Linked DNA regions of Mus musculus: region 1 is linked to region 2. Evidence: chromatin loops called from intact Hi-C (ENCODE). Cell type or tissue: left cerebral cortex. All regions are shown on one strand. Each heading gives the region's core, and the rest is flanking DNA. Links, peaks and the distances in the headings are about the cores only.

Region 1 (10,922 bases), core at 1,730-9,729, 88 kb before region 2:
TGAGTGAGAAATGTTTTGGTTGTCTGGAGCCATAGGCTCCACTTCACATGTGAACACAAATATCTTTTTACATAGTTTTACTAGCTGCCTTCCTTTAACAATACAAATGCTCTAGGAATAAAAACAAGGTGTGTTCTTCATTATTTTGGGAAATCACCTTTGTCAGTGAGGCCATGATTCTGAAACCTCCCATACAACACCATGGCATTAGTTGTACATGGCTCAATCCAGCATCCAATTTCTTCACTTTATATTCAAGTGTGTCATGCCCAACTGTATCCATGTCAAAACATACAATGTTTTGTTATAAATCATGTATTTTGTCACTTTCCTATGGAGTTGCAATTGTAATTAAGATGTTGCTTTCATCATAGTAGTTTTCTTTGTTTTTAAAATTTTATGTGTGTACTTTGACTCTCACAAGTTTCTTTTTTGAGTAAGGAATAGTAGAGGAACTGTTTTAGGGTTCATGAGTCAAATGGTTTCTCTTACAGCTTTCTCAGATGTCTGTTTTGCCAAGAAAGGAGCTGGTGGGTAATATGTAATCAAATGCACACAGTAAGCAGCCAAAATGATTTGTGAACATTGAAGTTTAAATTTTATACATTTTTCACATCACATGTAATTGCTATTGTTTATTATTTTTCAACCACTTAAAAATGAGAGACCATTCTTGGCTCTTGAGGCCTACACAAATAGGCAGTGAGACAAGCCTTCCTAATAATAGCTAGTTTCCTAATCACTGCTCTGTAGAGTATTGTATCCAAGCTTTTACACACTGAAATGGTACTGTAATAAGCTGCATCTCTTTAATTGCTTGATTATGCTACAGCTAAAGCTTTTATTGAACTTTTGAAATATGTGCAAATACTATAATAAAAAGTTGGCAGGGCTACATAGGTTGGGGCCCACATGAGTACCTCAGTCAACCCTTCTCAGAATCAGAGACGTTTCTTCTCACAATACATAGGAATTAAAAGAAGCAAACACAACTGGATGATGTGCAGAGAGTAGGAGACTTTGGAGCACACAGTCCTAAATGAGATGTCTTTGTGAAACCCCTTCCTTCAAGGTTCAGTGATCTATGAGGAAGAGGAGGTACAAAGATTGTCAGAATTTACAGGTAACTCCAAGGAAGCCATGTCTTCTGGATATAGCAGGATTGATGCAATTATGACTTATCAGAAATGGTTGTATCAAGTTTAAGCCAGATGGGGTTCCAGGCCTTGAAACAGGGAAGTGGACACAAAGCTCCACCCCTAATTAAGATGCTATTTGCTATTGATATCTATTGGCAAAGGGAAAATCAGTTTTCGCCAATGGATTGCCACTGGGTATATCAACCACACACTGTGGTTGATCCCATGCTAAGTAATTGGCCAACACAAAATTAACTCCATGGGTTTTTTTTTTTTTTAATATGGACTGTTTTTGTTATTGTTGATTTTTGTTTGTCTGTTTGTGATCTTACTTGTTGTATCCAGAAGACACTATTTCCTTGGAGTAATCTATAATTTCTAGCTTACTTCTAGAAAATCTTACAATTTTCCCAGCTCCTCTTCCTCATAGATCCTTGACCTTTCTGGGGAGGGATTTGATGAGGACATATCATTTAGGATTGAGAACTCCCAAGTCTCTCACTGTGTACATTACCCAGTCATGTGCCTCTGTAGCTTTGTTTTGTTCTGTTTTGTTTTTCTTTTTCTTAATTGTTTTGCTTTTGTTTTCACTTCTTTTTGAAAGAGAAAGAACATAAAGTTGGTAGGGAGGGTGAGGGATATGGGAAAATTTGGGAAAGGGACAAAGGCAGGATCAAAACATATATCATCTAAGACAATTCTTTTTTTTTTTTTTTTTTTACTGACTTCAAGTTATTTATTAATTTTATTTTATTTTTTTTTCCATTTTTTATTAGGTATTTAACTCATTTACATTTCCAATGCTATACCAAAAGTCCCCCATATCCACCCACCCCCACAATATGTATTCACTGATAAGTGGATATTAGCCCCAAACCTAGGATACCCAAGATATAAGATATAATTTGCTAAACACATGAAACTCAAGGAGAATGAAGACTGAAGTGTGGACACTATGCCCCTCCTTAGATTTGGGAACAAAACACCCATGGAAGGAGTTACAGAGACGGAGTTTGGAGCTGAGATGAAAGGATGGACCATGTAGAGACTGCCATAGCCAGGGATCCACCCCATAATCAGCATCCAAACGCTGACACCATTGCATACACTAGCAAGATTTTATTGAAAGGACGCAGATGTAGCTGTCTCTTGTGAGACTATGCCGGGGCCCAGCAAACACAGAAGTGGATGCTCACAGTCAGCTAATGGATGGATCATAGGGCTCCCAATGGAGGAGCTAGAGAAAGTAGCCAAGGAGCTAAAGGGATCTGCAACCCTATAGGTGGAACAACATTATGAGCTAACCAGTACCCCGGAGCTCTTGACTCTAGCTGCATATATATCAAAAGATGGCCTAGTCGGCCATCACTGGAAAGAGAGGCCCATTGGACTTGCAAACTTTATATGCCCCAGTACAGGGGAATACCAGGGCCATCTAAGACAATTCTTAAAAAAAAACAAAAACAAAAACAAAACAGAAAACTATATTGTAGCGAGAAGCTGGAGAGAGGACTTGGTGGACTTGGTGGAACTCATTTACTTTATCCAGAGTTCAGCTGCCAGCACATACATCAGTATATCACAGCCTCCTGTAACTCCAGCTCTGTGGACTCTGGTATCCTCCTCTGGCCCCCATAGTCAAACACATAGGGTCATATAGTGATACAGATAAACATAAATTAAAAACAAGTTTATAAGTTAATTTGGAAAAAATATATTAAGACACAAATTGTTGAGTCTTCTCCATAATTCTTATTTAAATTATGAAAGACATAGAAGACAATCCCTAAAAACTGGCCCTTGGAGTAAAGAAAGAAGGCTATGGCTTGTTTGTTTGTTTGTGTGTTTGTTTGTTTGTTTTATTCTTTATTGTTCTGATAAGATAAAGGTGTGTGGATTTTGATAAGACTGAGAATTTTTGTCTGGGATAAAGATAACTTATGATTCTCTCTAATGCAAAGCAGGTAGATGAAGTTCAGGTTCACTGCTTTCAAGCCTGTGGAAGTGCCCGTCCTTTCCAGGCTGGCTACAGGACCAGCAGGGTCCAAATCGAATTTCATTTAATAAAAGATCAAGATTCCGCTTTGATCTGTTTTGATAGGTTGCATTACCCATGACTTATACTTAATCTGCACCCAGCTAAGTGTTACAAAATGCTCCCCCAAAAAAGCCATCAGGCTTGAGTGTATCATGCGTCATCTATATTCTATATTTGTGTCCTGAGTTACTAAGCCTTTGGAATCTCCTCTTATGCCTGTGGTCAGTCATGCCCTTCAACATATTGAGGAAGAGAAGGATGCGCTGTCTATCATGTAGGGCTCAGAGCAGGGGACGGTGAAGACATCAAAGGGCTTCCTGGATTTTTAACCCATTTTTCTCTAGCACAGAAGTATGTTCTTTGTCAATCCATTTAATGGTTTCTGGATCTGTTTTCTAGAGCTGGTCATGCCTTCAGGAACATCAAGTACAATAGAAACATCTAGACGCTGTACCACACAGGAATTCAGATGCCAAGGAATCTGGTACATGTTGCTACCTCCACTCCCTAGATTCACACTGAACAACTTGGAGCTGGTGACATTCCAGATCTACAAATGGGTCCTTTGTCACTCTTCTGTGTGTTTCTAAAGTCCCCAACCCCACTGTTGGTCTCAGATTGGAATTCCTTTTTTTTTTCCATTTTTAATTAGATATTTTCTTCTTTGACATTTCAAATATTATCCTGAAAGTCCCCTATACCCTCCCCCTGCCCTGCTCCCCAACCTACCCACTCCTGCCCTGGCATTCCCCTGTACTGGGGCATATGATCTTTGCTAGACCAAGGGCCTCTCCTCCCATTGATGGCTGACTAGGCCATCCTCTGCTACATATGCAACTAGAGATAGAGTTCTGTGGGGTACTGGTTAGTTCATATTCCCTTTTATTTGACACCACAGTGCTGCCAGCAGCAGGGTTCCAGTCTCACAGGCAGGTGAAAAAACATTACAAGTGCATCAGAAACCCAGAGGGATTTAGCAAGACCCTTGTCTACACCAAGCCTTGTTTTCAAGTCCAATGCCATGAGCCCATCATTTGTAACACAAAATGATCCATCTCAGAGTTGAGATTTTTAAAAGGGGAAGTTGAATGAAACTAAGACAATAACTAAAGGCTTACTGGTTGACTTATTCAAACAAATTACCAGTCTGGTTGCATCTCTTGAGTTATCTTCAGTAAACTAAGATCTAAAATATGAATACAACTTAATAAAAATTAATATTCAATAAATACTATTTAATAAAAGCAAAGGCACAGTTTTACATACTCTCTGAGATCTATATGCACATGTATACAACAAGTTATATGTGTGTATGCATAGATGTATCTTTACACGTGTGTGTATGTATGTGTGTGTGTGTGTGTGTGCATGTGTAGAAGTCAAGAAGACAGAAGTTAAATAAGCCAATACATGATCACTATGTCTTTCCTGCTATAAAATTATGCAAATCCCTTGAGAGCTTGTTAGAAGGCTCTAGCAGAAAATCACAGCTATTCCTATATCCTTGACCTAATAAGGTGGACCTTCCTGTGTTTGAGGCAGGCCATCCTCCTTTAATGAGTGTGCAGCTTTGGGAAGCACCCATACAGAGTTTTGGGTGTTGTTGTTATTATTATTATTATTTTTCTTGTCGATTTTTTTTGTTATATTTCATTTTATGTTTGAGATAGAGAACATGAAGTTGGATGGGGAGAGAGGTATAGAGGATCTTAGAAACAGAAGTTCCTGATGTAGAGGAGTTAGGAGTAGAAAAGAGTATGATCAAATGTATTGTATGAAAAATCCTTTTAAATAAAAACTTTTAAAAGAATACCCAAATAACTATAAAAAAGACCACAATAAGAAATTTACATGCTAGTGGTATAGTTGAAGAAAGAAATAAAAGGAGATTCTGAAGGATTTGCGCCTTGAAGTAGGAAAGGGCGATGTCTTGGATATTTACTATTTTCCCTTAACCGTGCAACATGACTCCTGTGCTACATCTTAACCTCCCTCCTTCTTTGTTTCTCCTTTAGCTCAACAGAATTCACCAAAAATCCATGAAGGCTGGTGGGCATACAAGGAGGTGGTCCAGGGAAGCTTTGTTCCAGGTAAATACACATTTACTTTATCTATTTTTCAAAAAAAAATCTTATTCCTTAAACATTTTAAGGAGACAGAAATACTCAAAGCCCCACGCATCCATTTAGCCCACATTACCTCATCCCTGTGTACTAATAAAGTAATAACAAACAAACAAATAAAAGCCCAGAATTTGGATGAACACTAATGTTATTTCTACAATGTCACATTTGCTACATGGTCTGAAATATATGGTGAAAGTCAACTTGGTCTAACTTAAGCTTGGAAATCTATTACATTAAGAGAAGTCTTGTTATGTGAGCAGCAACTTAAAAGGAACACATTATTCTTCTATGTAAACTGGCAATGCTAGGATTCTTCCATCAATAGAAGCCTCCTCCAGAAAGGAGGAGGATACAAGACTGAGAGCAGAAGCTGTTTGCCCACACTTGATAAAGTGAGGACTGTTCTCCACATTAATGACACGGGAAGTCTGTCTGAACAGTCTGACCACGACAGTGAAGCTTGCTGGAATGCATGCTGTTACTGATGTCATTGTGGTAGCATGCCTGCTCAAGACTTAGCAGATCCAGCCAAGAACCATCTAAAAATAAAAAGAAATGACTGGACACTGTCAGCATGCAGGCGTTGGACTGAGAAGCAAAGGCAGGCTAGGGCCAGAAGCAACGTGACTTGAGTTGAGAAGGAGAGCAGAGGGAGCTGTCTCTCCCACTTCTCTTACTTGTAATTGTCCTATTCTTGACATAATAGACAGAATTAATAACCTGTATTAACCATAAAAACCATAGGTCATCCTGCAAGACATCAGAAGGGACAGAAGCAAAGGAAAGAACAAGAGATTAACGGGAAAGAGGCATGGAAGGATGGCATATCCCACAGTATTCTTAATGTACTAGATCTGAGAGAGACAGAAAGGAAGCCCACAAGAGTGTCAGTGTATGGTCCTCACTCAGCCTGGTGCTCAGAACAAAAGATCAAAAGAACCAGCTGAGGGTTCTGAATTTGGTGGCAGGCCAAATGTGCAGAGTTCCAGGTCATCCAGTTTATGCTCCACTGCTTTGCCTTTCTACATTTCTATTTCTTCCTTAGAGTTTTTCATATAAACTGTGCAAAGAGAAGGAACTTGTAAAATTCCCTTAAGCCTATCTGTTTTCATTTCTGTCATGAGGCAACAGTGAGTACTGCTGGAGGGTTTTCATTGGAGAAGGTCTCTTATGGTAAAGGATAGTGGGTGACTCAGAAAAACGCCAGCTGGCTGCTGGAGAGCCTTGGAAATCAACATTCCTAACATCACAACTACACTACGGCACATGGCACATTGTTCTCCAGATCACTGTGTACAGAAATTGAGTTTAACTCACCCAGAAGTGACCAGGTTTCTAATGGCAATAATGTAAGTTACATATGCTATGTCTGCTTAAATAAGTATAGATACTATCATTTGATATTATAATTGGGGGGGGACATCCCTCTCAATGATATGAAATATTTATATTTTGGCAAGAGAAACTGTTGGCTATACTCACAGTAGCTCAGAAGCTATAATGATCATTATATACCATGAACTTATGAGTATGGGATTAGAACAACTGAGGAAAGTCCCTCATTTTTAAATCACTTCTACCTCTGTGGAAGTTGACTTGTCCTTAGATAGCAATGTGTGGTGTCTTTGTCATTTTGCCTCTTTGCCTTATAGTACTTGAATCCTTGCTCTCTCTCTCTCCACCTCCACCTCCACCTCCACCTCCACCTCCACCTCCACCTCCACCTCCACCTCCACCTCCATCTCTATCTCTATCTATGTTCAAAATTCTAGTCAGACTTACATGATGCTGCTAAGGCAACCATGGAAAGAATTCTTATTCTTCATTTGCTGCTGACTGAAGAGTTCTACTTTTCTTCATTTCCAGCCTGGTTTGCATACATGTTGTGGCTATAGCACTTGTGATGGAAAGAAACACATAAAGGCCACAGCAGTGGCAAGAAAATAATTCAGTGCCAGAATGCCCTACTTTGGCCATCTTTGGGTGGCATCTATGAAACACTTTGAAGAAGCAGAGCACCTTGCTTGGGACTAATGAAGAGAAACTGGTACATAACTCTTACTCAAACTTAATTCACCATTTAAAGGGCAAGCTAGGCCATAGACACAAGGCACTGGAGAACCAGTGCAGCCATAGGTCTGATAACCACAATTCTGCCTCCATAGTGCATTTCACAATTTCTTGTTAACCAGCTCAATTGATGCTGTCTACTAGACCCCACCTTAGCAGGCAAAGCCCAGCTTGTTTGACTCTTCATCCTCCAACAGCTAATTATAATCCACAGGGGTTTCCTTCTGTTTTTGCCAACAGCATTGTGATGGCTAATTTATGTAATGGCTAGAGTATGCTACCATACATTTGGTCAGAGGTGCCCTGGTGTTGCTGTTGAAGTTATTTCTAGGTGAGAACAATTTTCAAAATCAATCTCTAAAAATCATATATCTTCTGATTCCTTCCCTCCCCTACCTCTCTTTCACTCCCATATCCTCCCTTCCCCTATTCCATTACTTCTCTTTCTCTGAATAAGTGACCAACACACACACAAAACACACACACACACACACACACACACACACACACACACACGCTTGAGCACTAAAGCCACTAGTCACACTAAAGACAGTAGAATAGAAATCTAAGAAGGTCCCATTTATTATTTAAACCATCTTATTATTATACTGTGTGCAATCTCTCTTCCCCCCCCTCTCTCTCTCTCTTTCTCTCTCTGTGTGTGTGTGTGTGTGTGTGTGTGTGAGAGAGAGAGAGAGAGAGAGAGAGAGAGAATGAGAGAATATGTGGGCACATGCATGTTATATGATACATATGTGGAGGACAATGAACAAATTTTAGAAATTGATTTCCCTTTCCACCATAGTGTCTTGGGATTGAACTTAGACTGTTGTGTTTATAAATGTTTTTATATGCTGGATAATCTCATTTGGCCCCAAACCCTTGCCTTTTATGGATCACTTTAGGGTTACTTAGCCATGGAACTGCCTCACTACTCAGTGAGATTACCAACTTCCGACTCCTAGAGGTACTTTGTGTTGGGTTCTCTGTTACTTCCCATTCAATGTAGTTTTATAGATTCAAGTGTCCAAAGATAAAGGAGAGAAGGACGTTGGGTGGTCTTGTCAATGATCTGCAGTACTCAATGGACAGAAGGATGAGAATCTAAGGTAAGTTCAAAGAAGAGTGAAGTCTTCATTCAAGAGTGGTGGATTCTGCCTTCCTAAAAATCAGAACCTAAGTAGAACTAGCGAAGAGACCAGAATGCTTGGGTTTCACAGGCCACAGCAAGGTAGTTTTGTTTGCCACACGGGGCTTTAGACACTACTTTCTGGAAGGGGAAGAATGATGATATATGTCTAATCTTTGGCAGATCAATCGATTGGGTGTAAAAGTAACTTTGATTCTCTTGATGTAATTGTTATCTTGGAGGCTCGCTGCTTCTGGCTGCTAACTTAGGCCTAGTCCTGGAAGCTTCTTGACTCTGAACAATCTGATGTAGGCCTAGAATGTTTTCAGCCTCTGAGACTTGCTGCTGCATAAGCTCACTTCTAGTTCTTTCCGATCTCTGGCTGGAGGATTCGACTCAGCTGTTCTGGCTCAAACTCTCCTCCAAGCTGTCTGATTCACTCTGGCTTCGCTTTCTCTGCCTCTCCTGAATTGCTCTGCTTGACATCAAACTAACTCTGCAATTTGTTCTAATCTTCTGGCTCCTTCTCACTCCCTGGCTCGTTCTGCCTTTGCTTGTGTCTAGCTTGCTCTTACTTCAACATATCTCTGTAAAACTCTCCCAGTAAAACCTGCCTCTTTCTCCTTCCTCTCTTTCTTGCCTGCACTGATCTCTTAAGAACCTTCCCTTTCCTCTCTCTTCTCGTTGAGAGTTGGGCACATCCTAATCTGCCAAATCTTGTTCTGATTGCTTACTTTGTCTACTACTTTCAAACATGGGTGCTTCCTTCTACAAACTAAATTTACCTTTGTTGGTTTGGATTAAAGGTGTGTCCCGAGGGCTTGTCTATATTCTAGCCAGAGGGATTAAAGATGTGTGCTAAGGGCTGATCCAGACCATAACTAGAAACAGGTTTTTCCAATAAATTTTTCCTGGGATTCACACTGTGACAAAATATCCTGCCACAAAGGAGTGTTTTGGGAAACTAGCTATAGTAGAAATTAACTGCATTCAATTGAAGATCAGAGAGAAAAACAAGTTTGTTTTCATTGTTCAGATAACAAATCTCCAAAACAAACAAACAAACAAACAAACAAACAAAAAAACCCTATGGGGCCCCTACGCCACCCATGACAAAATGCTGATGGGCTCAAACTATTGGTAATGAAAGGTTGCTAGGGGAAGGGAAATGCCATTTTCTTCAGTGGTGTAGCCACAGGCAAGTTACATAGATTCCACTCAGTAACAAGCCACTTGCCTTCAGTCACACACAAAAGGAAGACATAAAAATGGGAGAGGGACTTGTTGAAAGAAGTGCATCAAAGAGAGGGGTAGGAGATGAGAGGAGGGATGGGGGAACAAAAATAACTAAAATCCAATTGCATAAATGTATGAAACCTCAATAACAAAACCAAAATATCTATGAAATATATATTAACACACACACACAAAACAAACACTATTAGGTTAACTGTGCTGTTGGGGAATTAACAGAGAGTTTGTTTAGTACCATTTGAATTATATTTATTAAATAATAAACTGTGTGTTATAAATATATCACATGTATATAACACATTTTTAATTTAGTGTAAATACACACATGTCTTTAACACACTTCTGGAATATGTGCCAAACACTGTCTATTCACGTTCTACTTCTGTTACAAAGATGAGAATCTTCCCTTTGGAGGAAGAGACACTATACTATGAACTAGTACTCGATAAAGAGATGACATAACTTCTGAGGCCTTAATATAGTAGGTGAGTCACTTGCTGAAAGTAATCTAGTCACTGGGCTTCCACGTATCTGCTTTATGGGTTAAAGTTTACACAGAAGTCTCCTAGTATCCTAAAACAAAGAATCTGGGCTTGGTTCCCCATCTGAATCCATGAATGACAACGCATGGATCATGTATTTTTTCCAACCTTATAAAGCTCTGGAGAAGGTGAAAACCCATCTTCGAGTCTGACACCTATAAGGCTCGCTCCATATCACTAGCCCGGGGCCCTCAGCACAATGATCCAGAATGGTTTCCCTAGATCTGCTTTCTTCAAAGTTATATTTGGCCCTGGTACATGGTCCTAAAGCGCGTAGCTCTACATCAATCATTGGAAGGAGTGAGAGACAGACAGATAAATGAATGGTATCTTACAATACTTCCAAGACTCCTCTCAAAAGTGTTTGGAATTTTCCCAAGTCTAAGAAGGCAAAGAGGACATCCTAGGGGAGGTATTGCCATGAGGTTCAGTAGCACTCTATAGGGGTGGAAGAGAAATGATATTTCAGAAAAAGAAGCAAGATGGCCAATGACTTGAAAGCCTGAAAATGTGTATGCATCCCTGGAGCAAGAAGAGATTTAGGCATTAAGATTACAGAGAAGCAGGGTCTGATTATGAAGTGATGTATCTATTGATACTCTGGAGCCTAAAGGCGCTTGAAGA
Region 2 (10,922 bases), core at 1,688-9,687:
CTGGTGAGAATATATGGGATTTTGAGGTTTCTGGAATCTAAGTTAAGAAACTAGGAAGAAAAGAGAAAATATCAATAAACCTAGTACCACTAAAGACCCAGCCTGCCTCCATCTTAGGCATTTTATAAAAATTTACTATAAAAGCCATTTTATAGTAAAGACCTGCTAGGTTCATTCCTGTCTGATTAAACTTCTGTTTCTCAAGGACTGGGTTAGGCTCCACCTGTAACCTTAACTCCAATATTTCTGTACTGCCTGTTCCAGGAATGGCAATCATATCTTTGTTTCGAAAAGTTAATAACTATCTTGCAACTTTACCTTTATTTCAAAAAAGGTTGCTATGACTACATTGCAACCATGTCTTTGTTTCAAGAGGTCACTATGAGTAAATTGTTACGCTTATGTTCTGTTCCTGTAAACCCACCTGTTTTGCCAGCCAAATCTCCCATGTGGAAACCCCTACCCCTGAGCTATTAAAACCTTGTCTTCCACATATCCAATGTTGACCTCTCAAACCCCACCTTAGGGGGCAGCAGTCAGTGTACTGAATAACAAAAGCTTGCTTTGATTAATTCAGTCATGATGTTAAGGGTCAATGGTCTTCTTCCTCCCATCTTCAGATTGACACATACTGCTTGCATTGCCTATTTTTATTTCCTTTCCAAATGCATCTATTATTATTTGCTCTCCTGAGTCCTTAATTGACTCTTCACATTTCATTGGTGATCTCTAGGAAGTGAAAGGCGGTTACACTTACTCTTTTATAACCCAAACTGGAGCCAAGCTAAGTGAACTGGTATGTTTCTTTTGATTGACACTCGCATTCCTTCCTTCTCTTATTCACTTCCATGTGGTTATCTGTTTGTATGCTGCTTGGCCTCTGTATCACACCATGATACAGTGTTCAAATAGGTTTGAAATTTAAAATAACTCCTCGGCAGGGTGTCTCAATCAACTATGTTTGTCTTTTTATATAAATGACATAGGAAAGTGGGTCAAAGAAACCTTTACCTAAAGAATGCCATTTATAATTCAAGCAATACAGTGAGCCATAAAGTTAAGAAAATCATAATTCCGATTTAAATTCTACATCTGGCATCCTTCTCTTTCCTTTTCAGCTTTCTCTCCTGGGCATGCTTTTGCGCAGTTTACTCACCGTAATAAAAGCAAACATATCACCTGGTTCTATCTAGATCAGTTAAGAGTCTGACAGAGAACTGCCTGCTTTCAACTCAACTTGTGAAAGAGATTAATGAGGAATATTTTCACACACCCACTCAAATGGGCAAGGTTTGGTATCTTTCCCAATGAACTGAACCTAAGACCCCTTAGTAGAGCCAAGCAAATCAATGGCAGTGGGAGGAGAAGGAACACGGAGAAGAAGGATGAACAACATGGAAATGGCGAGGAAAGGCAGGAGGGAGAAGAAAGGGAGGAGGGAGAGGAAATGGAGGAGGGAGAGAAAATGGAGGAGAGAGAGAAAAGGGAGGAGGGAGAAGAAAGGGAGGAGGGAGAAAAAAGGGAGGAGGGAGAAGACAGGGAGGAGGGAGAGGAAATGGAGGAGGGAGAGAAAATGGAGGAGAGAGAGAAAAGGGAGGAGGGAGAAGAAAGGGAGGAGGGAGAAGAAAGGGAGGAGGGAGAAGACAGGGAGGAGGGAGAGGAAATGGAGGAGGGAGAAGAAAGGGAGGAGGGAGAAGAAAGGGAGGAGGGAGAAGAAAGGGAGGAGGGAGGGGATAGAGAGGAAGGAGGGGATAGAGAGGAAGGAGAGGCAAGGGAATGAGGACAAGGAAAAGGAGGGAAAGGAAGGACTAGGGTTTTGGAGGAGAGAATAGAAAGAAACATAGAGGGAGATAAAGAGAGAAGGGAGAGGGCAAAGTAGAAGGAGGAGGGAGAATGAAGCACACTATTTTAAATAGAATCAAACTTATATTCACTTGAGGCAATTGTCCTACCAGAATATGCTGATGGCTGTAATTCCTAATGCTATGTGTCCTGCTATATGTCCTTCACAACTGTTCCTAAGCACATCACTTACCAAACTCATGAATCCACACTGAACACTTACTGTGTAGGTGTGCTTTGCAGGTACTGAGGGGAATACAAAGATGAATTACCGGAGTCCCTGTCTTCTAAGAGGAGAGGGCACACATGTACAATTTATGAGGTTCTTTGTCAGACCTCACTGAGTGTTGTATTTTATCCAGGCAGAAAAATCCTTCTCTGGGAAACTGGGCTGATCCACCCTTGGAGGACAGTGACAGATTTTTTTTTTTTGGACAGTTCATGTTTTAGGTGAACTTTAAGGATTTGTTAGTTTGGAGACAAGAGAAGAATGGAGGGAGTGCCATTCAAAGCAGCAGCCTGAAGAAAGCTTGGGAATGTGTAGCATGCTTGGGGAGCTGAATATATGTCAGTGTAGCACACATGTATGTGGGGAAATCCATTTTTGCTTTGTCTTGAACTGACTTATTAATTTGGCATGCTGTGATGTGGGCAATGGTAGAATCAATGAAACTATAGCAACTGGACTCCAAAGATGCACAATTGTTGGATTCTCTTGAAAACAATGAACTTGGTACCACTTGATGCCTCCGCTCATATGCCTCTTCTGTGCAAATGCACTTACTATTTCATGTTTCCACACTCAGTCCAATATTCTTTCTAGGAATGAGAGCTAGCTCTCTGTTTCTGTCTCCATCTCCATCTCTATCTGTCTCTATCTCCCTCTCCTTCTTGCTCTCCGTCTCCTTCTCCTTCTCCCCTCATGCCCCCACCACCATCACCATGGCTATTGAAGAAACAGCAAGCAGCATCTAAAGAGGAGCCACACTTCCCTCCATGTTGCACCATCATGCCTGTGAGAATATATACTTCCCTAATATACAGCAAGAAAATGATTTTAATTGAAAGTGTGCCAGTAAAGGCTGAGGGAACTAAGTTGGTACAAGGCATCTCGTATCTGGTCTGAACCCTTATAATAACACTCACACATGCTTTTCAATTTGTATAAAATCATTAAGAAATAAAAGCCTAGGTTCTACTTTAATTAGCTTACAAAAGAGTCAAGCTGGGCTATTTTCTTCTATTCTGCAGAAATCTTTATACACACAGTTAAAAACTGCTCGGGGGAAAAATAACCATGTCTTGTGCCGCCTGGGTTTGTTTATTTAAGAGTTTATTACTTCAAGGACAGATTAGAGCAACCTGGACCATGGCTGGATACAGAAGAATGGGGATTTGGAGAGATAAACTTCCCTTTGGACTTAATTTTACCCCTTTATGTAACAGCATGAGCAGCATCTCCTGCCTCCATTCTTAAGATCTGAAAGAGTTCAGCAGAGGTTTAGGGGACCCACGTGACATGTGTATTTCTCCCAAAACAGGCTGGCTTGTTTCCCTCTGCTTTTGGTGTGGATCTTAAAAAGAAAAACACCCTCTACTTCCTTACAGGTCTAAAAACTGTTTTAAAGGTTTTTGCTGAACAAGAAGGAGCTGTACATCTCCCATCACAACTGAAGATATTACTTTGATGTCTCCATAATTGTTTCCCTGAGGGCCTATCTGGTGCTGGGGTGGCACCACTTCTGCTTCCTGATTTTGTTGATAAGTATAGTGTCACCCTGTGCATTGTTGCATGGTTCTCTTTGGCCATGCAAAGAGAGAGAGAGAGAGAGAGAGAGAGAGAGAGAGAGAGAGAGAGAGAGAGAGAGAGAGAGGAGAGGGAGAGAGAGAGAGAGAGAGAGAGAGAGAGAGAGAGAGAAAGTCTGAAATGTCTGGCAACTAAAGATATATTCACTCAGTCAAACATTACACATAAGAGATGATGAATGAACTTGGTCTATGAGAACACAGGCACAATGCTGAACAAATGATCAGACTATGCACAGCTGGTTGATCCATAGAGAAACATATCATACCCTGGCTAAGACGGGGGGCATGACTGAGAAAGTGTGCAGCCAATGGCATGTTAGAGGAGCAGGAAGTACAGAAAAGCCAAGAAGTTATATAGACAGGAAAGGAGCAGGGTAGGAAGCTGATTTCCCTAAAAGTACCTCAAAGCCAAGCCAGTGAGAATGCACCGCCGTCACGGAAATAGCAAGGGCCTCCAGGAGTGATGAGCATCCAACCTGTTCAGCGCTGTGGAGAAAGTTTGTGATAAATGGCCGCGAAGGAACACGTCTGCATGCGAGGAGGTGCAAAAGATCAAAAATGACTCAGAGGACAGGAAGATTTAGGAGTAGTAAGACAAGCTTCTTTTTCAACATTTTTCTTGCTTCCCTTACCGTCTTTTTTTTTTCCTCTTTATTCTTTTCAAGACCAAGACTTTCCCTACAGCTTTCAGTTCCCTTATGAAGCCCATCAAAAACTCCACCCAGGAGCCAGGCTATTTTTAAAAATGAGATGCACTGGATTCTATAGAGAGGTCATCAGTAATAGGGCCTCCAACTCCCTATCTCTTTTGTGATTCTTGACGGCCAGAAACGAAGCATACATTATCTTTTACACAGACTCCCTGGAAGGTACGGATGCTCTCTCCTCTGGTGCTGTAATGGGGTCTCTATAGAAAGACACCTCATTCGGCAACCCACGACCTCTTTTCATCCCCGTTCACAGAAGCGACTCTGCTTGCCACAGGCACCAGGGCTTCCAATGTAATGATTTTGAATAATGCTGTGCACAGTATTATGCTCTTCTGCAGTCTCTCTCCTGCATTTTTAATGACCTTCCTAGCCCTCAGAGAAAGGGGGATGAACACGTCTGGTCAGGACATTTTTCCAGCTGGTCATTCTCTGATTGAATCAGTGCCAGATCCTGCAAGCCATCTGAATGCTGGATTGAAGTCAGGCTATCTGGGTTTTTAACTCTCTCTGGGACCTAAAGCCTTAGATTTCTTATCTGTAAAGCAAGGGGCATTATTTAGAAATCCTCTAAGCCCATTCAAATCCTCTGCTTTTGTGGCTGTGTGACTCCCTGGGGTCTGAAGATGAACTGTCTTCATTTGTTCATATTTTATGACCATCTGTTGAGTGCACAGTAGCGGATGCCTCAAGTACTTGGAGAAGCTTAGGGAAAGATGGTTGGCTTGAGAGAGTCTCCCAAGAGAGACACAGAAAAAAAAATCTCTGAACTTAAGCTTGTTTTAGTTGATTTTACTTGCTGTAAGAATGCAGGAAAGGGCACTGGAATTTGAACCCAAACTTGAGATAGTTCACAAGTTTTATCAGCAGAGCTGGAATACTTAGTTAACAGTCACTCGTCCTAGGGTCCAAGTCTCTTTTCCTGTCCAAAGCCTTTAAAGGGAGCAGATGAGGGTAGATCTGTTAACACTTTATAGGATGGAAGCTCTGAGCCCATGTAATATTTATGACTACTAACATCAGTTGAGCTTCATAATTCAAATGGTCTTAGAGTGTAGACCAGGTGCCAGGTACCATGGCTGACACTTAAATTTCCAAGGATTGCAGTCTCTAATATTCAGGTGGTGGTGTTTCTTTTAGAGGATTTTGTACAACTAGTTGATAAAGACATGGTTCATCAACTTGGAGTTGAGGTTCCCATATGAGTCTTAGCTACTAGTTTCCTGCAAATTCAATTTGGGGATAGGAGGGAGCTAAAAGTAGCAGGATGTGCTTACAGAGCATCAACAAGAGCACAGCCATGCACGCCCATGTGATAGGTCTGCTCTCAGTCCTACTCTGCAACTTGGCCTGGATGAGTCATTTTATTTGACTCTAGAAGATAATGGAGATCTGTAGTAGATGTACTCCTAGCATCTTCTTGAGACTGTGTTTGTCAACTTTTACCATGAGTTATATATTGAAGTGTGTTCCTCTCCCAAATTTTACATGTGGCGTCTTTATTCTCTAAGACTAACGAAAATGGTCTTATTTAGAAATAGTAGCTATAACTAGGTATGCTCAAATGGCGTGATAGAAGAGTTGGGTGGATTTCTAATCCAGCACATGTTTTCTTTATAAACGAAGAATTTAATACCATGTAAAAGTGAGAACAGACTGGCTTGGGGATGGTGCGTGGAAAAAATACGAGGAAAATCAGCAACTGCAAGCAAATGACTAGAAGCTAAGAAAGAACATAGAACAGATGCTCCTTCAGCATCCTTAGAGAAAACCAACCCAGTTGCTAGCTCGACTTCGGCCAGCCTCCAGGACAGTGGAAAGTAAATTCCATTTGTTTTAGCCTCCCTTCCTGTAGCAGTTGTTAAGGCAGTCCTAAAAAAACAAATGCAACCCTAGGATGTGTACCACTACTGTCAGAGGGAAAAGAAAAATGCAGCTCACATGAAAAACAAACCACAAAAACAAACAAACAAACAAACAAAAAAGAACAATATTTTATTTGCTTCTTTCTTTATACAAGTAGTCCATTCTGATTGCTACAGAAAGAGGAACTCCATCTTAATGGTGTTGGCAATGAATTCGTTCTCCTTCCCAAAGACTGTTTGACTAGCACAATGTTTTGACTTACAGCTTGAGAAACTTAACACTTCATGAAAAAAAAAATCTTACTCACGCCGCTATATATAGCCAGTGCTGAGCACAGCATTTGAGAACAGAGCCACTAGCACGTGGAAGTCACTGTTTGCAGACTCCCTCCTCGATTTGAGTCATTGGTTTCTCACCACTCAGCTCTCACCCCTCCTGAGGCAGCCTCAGCAGCTTCCAAGCAGCTTGCCTTGAAGATCATGTTCTATTTAGGATAGTAGTGACTCTGTAGAGAAAGAAACCCCAGGCAGGAGAAAAATGATACGGGCTATCAGAAAGTTAAGTGTGGGACATGTTTAGTAGAAAACAAAGACAAACATAAATAAATAAAATTTAACTCATATGTGTTCCTGATTTTAAAAGGTAAATTTGTTTTTTATTAGACAATCTACTATAAGGGACATTGTTACTAAAGAAAAGACAATTATTCAGTCTGATTTTGGCAGTTAAACCTTAGAAGTTAGAAGTTAATTAGATGATGAAACATTGTGTGCAAATTAAGTGACTGAGTTGAGAAACTTGGGTTTGGTTTTCTTCTGTTCTGCATAGAGAAAAAGGGGATGAGCCAAACCTTTGCTTTCTTGGGCAGTTTTTAATCTTCCTTATTGGGGGAAGAAGGGGATGTGGGAACATTTAGGCAGAAATTAGATGAAAGAAACATCTCTAAATTCAAAGTTTACACCCAAAGGTGAACTAATGAGGTCTTTTCTGTGACTGCTTCCACTGCTGAGGAAGCTGTTATTACAAAATAAGATCATCTGATGCTAACCTATTTCTTGTGATTTGAAAATAATCAGAATTCTACATTAGATGAAATTTGTCTAAGTTTGTCTGGAACTTAGTAAAATCAGATGGAAAAAAAATGGTATAGCTTGTCCCCTAAGCTAGTATTCTAGTTTGCTTTCTTTTGGTGTGATAAACACGGAGACCAGAAAAAGCATCCATTTTATCTTATTGCTTATAGTCCATCGCTGAGGGAAGTCAGGGAAGGAACTCAAAGAACTGAAGTATGGGAGCCATGGAGGAATGATGCTTAATGGCTTGCTCTGTTTCTTTTTTTATCCCCCCTGAAACTCCCTGCCCAGGGATGGCACTGCCCACAGTGGTATGGGGCCCTCTCTCATCAACCATAAATCAAGAAAATGTTATAAAGGCTTGCCCAAAGCCAATCTGATGGAGGCAATTCCTCAACTGATCCTCTTTCTTTCCAGGTTACTCCAACCTGTGTTAGGTTGACAAACAAACCAACCAGTCCAGAAAGTAACTTGAAAGTGAAATATTCAAAACTCTGCATAGGGGCCCAGATGGAAATTATTATTCATCTAGGTATCTGGAATCTACTTGAGTGCCTATGGGTGCTATATTATATGCTGAGACCCAAGGATATAATTGTGAGCAACAGCAGATGATAAATGTCTACCATCAGGGATTTTATAGTTAAAAGGAACAGATGGCTGGCTCAAAGTATCTGAGGACAGCTTATGAAGAGTTATTTGCAAAAAGGTAGGCATAGCTTAAGAGGAAGAAACAGGGATGGGAGAGGGCTCTGACCTCCCCAAAGTAGGGATATACTTCTCCAGGGAAGAAACAGATACCACCACCACAACCCACCCCTGCCAAAGAAAACCCTACTGGACTGAGTATAGAAAGATTCTCAACAAGAGGTCTGGCCTGGGAAGTGAAAAAAACAAACCCCTATCCCTACCTAAGTATGTTTGGTGGATAGTTCCTGGTAGAATAAGCTCCCAAGGTCTCTCTCCTTTCATTATCTACTACCTTGATGTGACCTGTTACCATCTAGTACCTCCTGTGCAACCAAATACAATTAGACAATTTGGGATCCCAGTAGATGTATTTGATTGTCAGCCTCCTAGACAATAGGGAGGAAGAGTATGTATGTGCAGATTAAATGGTGACTCCAAATATGTGTGTTCTGCAGAATAGGGAGGATGAAAAACATAGGGCGTCCAGGAAGGTCATCTGAGAAAGTGTTATTCAAGCAAAGCTCTGGAGTATGTGAAGATGTGAACTAAGTTGTTAGCTAATAGAGAAGTATTCTGACCGTTAGGTAAAGCATACTTGACTAAGAGAAGGACCAGTAAGGAGGTCTATGTGGTCAAATTAAACAACACAGGGTATTGTTTGTTATTGAGTATCTTTGAAAAGGTAAAAAACGTGCTTAAGTAAATTTTGAATAAATGTATGTACAAAGGGACTCAATACTATCATTTCTTCCTCATTGATTACATCACACTGTGCAAATTTTTATAGCCACTGCCTTTAAGAAATACGTGACAGATTGCAGAGGGGCAACGAAGCTCTCTTAGTTCAATGCCCAAGATTATACACCAAGATTAGCCCAAAGCCATTGAACATCAGCCTAGTTTATATCACTGTCGACCCTGCTCAATGCTTGCTTCCCTAATTATCTTCATCTCTTACTTTATAATGAACTTGAGATCAGCTGCCTTAATGAGGAATTCTGGTTTAGCTTCTGCACTACATGAACATCCTCTGCATGTAGACTCTTGAGCACATTCTGATGCCAACCTCGTGGCCTGGGTCTCAGAAGCTCACCCTCAAAGGTCTACAAGGAATTTCTAACAAAGGAACCCAATATGTAGAAACTGCAAGTATATGGGCAGATATTCAAACACTGTCTTTTTCTGGCAGGTATTTACAGCTTGATTGAAGGCAGAGACAGAGTTAAAATTAATTCATGAATGGGCTTGAAAATAGAAGTGTGGGTGAGGCAATAATTAAAGGTTTTGTTAATTCTTCACAGCTGTGGACTTCAATGTGAGTTGGGGTTTAGGTATATTTAGCTAAAAGGATAACATTTTTAAATATGATGCTATGCATGCATTTGAATCACACATATTATATAAGGGTTTGAGGATGAGAAAAAAAATCAAAAGTGGGTCTTAATTGGAAAACAACTAAGAAATACTATTAAATTGCATATTTAATATGAATTAATTAAGCAATAAATTTATTAAAATAAACTACAGCAGTTATTATAGCCCCAGATAAATACTGAGCATAAGAATTATCCTACTTTGATAACATATATTAAGATGTATGAACTACTTTCGTGAGTAATAAAATTTCTTGGTAGAATCACAGAAAAAGGTTTTTCCTGTATACTAACAATCTAGTTTCTTTTTCTCTAGTTATAAAATAAATATCTACTACTTATATATATTTTAAAGCTCCTATTTTTAGCTCTTAATGTATCCTGGACATCCTCCAGAACTGTGATTTCTCTCTCTCTCTCTCTCTCTCTCTCTCTCTCTCTCTCTCACACACACACACACACACACACACACACAAATTCAGATTAACCATACATTTTCAGTGTTTTCCAAAATAAACATAACATCAACAATGTAGTCAAAACCTCTGCGTCTCTATTGTAAGTAATAAATTTTATCAGTTGGGGACTAGTCAGGAAAGTGGAAACCTTGCAATTATTTCAACTGAGATAATTTAATATAAAATAATTGTTTAATCAGACTCAGAAAGTCAAAGGATAAAAATAAAACTGCTCTTCCAAAACAAAGAAAATTACACTGGTATATCATGAGAGTAGCAATGAGCAGAAACAGCTAACATGCCCCCCAAAAGCAAAAGAAACTAGAAAAGCATCAGCTTGAACAAGACTCCAGATAATGGGGAGTCAGGCCTCTGGGGAGTGTCTGACTCTGGCGCCTCCATGTGGCTGTGATGAGTCTGGTTTGGAGTATGTGGGTGGGACCAAGAGCTGCTCCAGCTAGTAAGGATGCCTACCCACTGTTCAGGTGATGCCCACAGAAGCAGAAAGCCTGTGGTAGGAGCTGGTCCTTTACCTGTGTATCAGTGTTCTGGGGTGCTTTTATATTTCCCTGTAGGCAGAGTGTGTGGACAGAGCCCAAGGAGAAAAGTGATGCTCACTGCGTTGTCAGCAGTGAAGTTCCAAGGTATATAAATGCAAGCTGTGGTGGTTTGTATAGGTGTATTCCCCCATAGACTCACATGTTTGAATGCTCAGCCCATGGGAAGTGGCATTATTAGGAGGTATGGCCTTGTTGGAGGAAGCATGTCACTGTGGGAGTGGGCTTTCATATCCTATGCTCAAATTCTGCCCAGTGTGGAAGAGACCCTCTCTCTAGTTGCCTGCAGAAGACAGTCTCCTTCTGGCTGGCTTTGGATCAAGATGTAGAAATCTTGGCTCCTCCAGCCCTATGCCCGACTGCATGCTGCCATGCTTCCCTCCATGATGATAATAAACTGAACCTCTGAAACTGCAAGTCATCCCCAATTAAATGTTTGCCTTTATAAGAGTTGCCTTGGTCATGGTGTCTCTTCACAGCAATAAAAACCAAACTGAGACACAGGTCTAGCTCAGCCTCCTGGATCTTTTTTTTTTTCCTTGAAAAT

Evidence for each region. Hi-C counts contacts between places; a loop is a spot of excess contacts. Peaks named below come from ENCODE experiments on the same cell type or tissue, not always from the same donor. Only the 100,000 strongest peaks of a DNase experiment are listed, where the experiment ranks them.
Region 1: a loop joins it to region 2, with 2.6 times the contacts of the local background. A loop is called at or near these places in 2 of 42 quality-filtered maps.

Annotation. Positions count from the first base shown.
Region 1 is chr11:93,179,890-93,190,811 of GRCm38, forward strand. It overlaps Car10 (carbonic anhydrase 10), which reads left to right. Exons shown (of 10, transcript NM_001361708.1): 3 at 5,193-5,267. Among named protein-coding and RNA genes, the nearest start is that of Car10, 87 kb to the left of the region's middle. In left cerebral cortex, for the core only: no CTCF peak of the experiment used is centred there; DNase peaks (open chromatin) are centred at 5,754 and 6,502; H3K27ac peaks cover 711 bases.
Region 2 is chr11:93,267,505-93,278,426 of GRCm38, forward strand. All of the region lies in intron 3 of Car10 (carbonic anhydrase 10), which reads left to right. Among named protein-coding and RNA genes, the nearest start is that of Gm35002, 32 kb to the right of the region's middle. In left cerebral cortex, for the core only: no CTCF peak of the experiment used is centred there; DNase peaks (open chromatin) are centred at 6,119 and 6,593.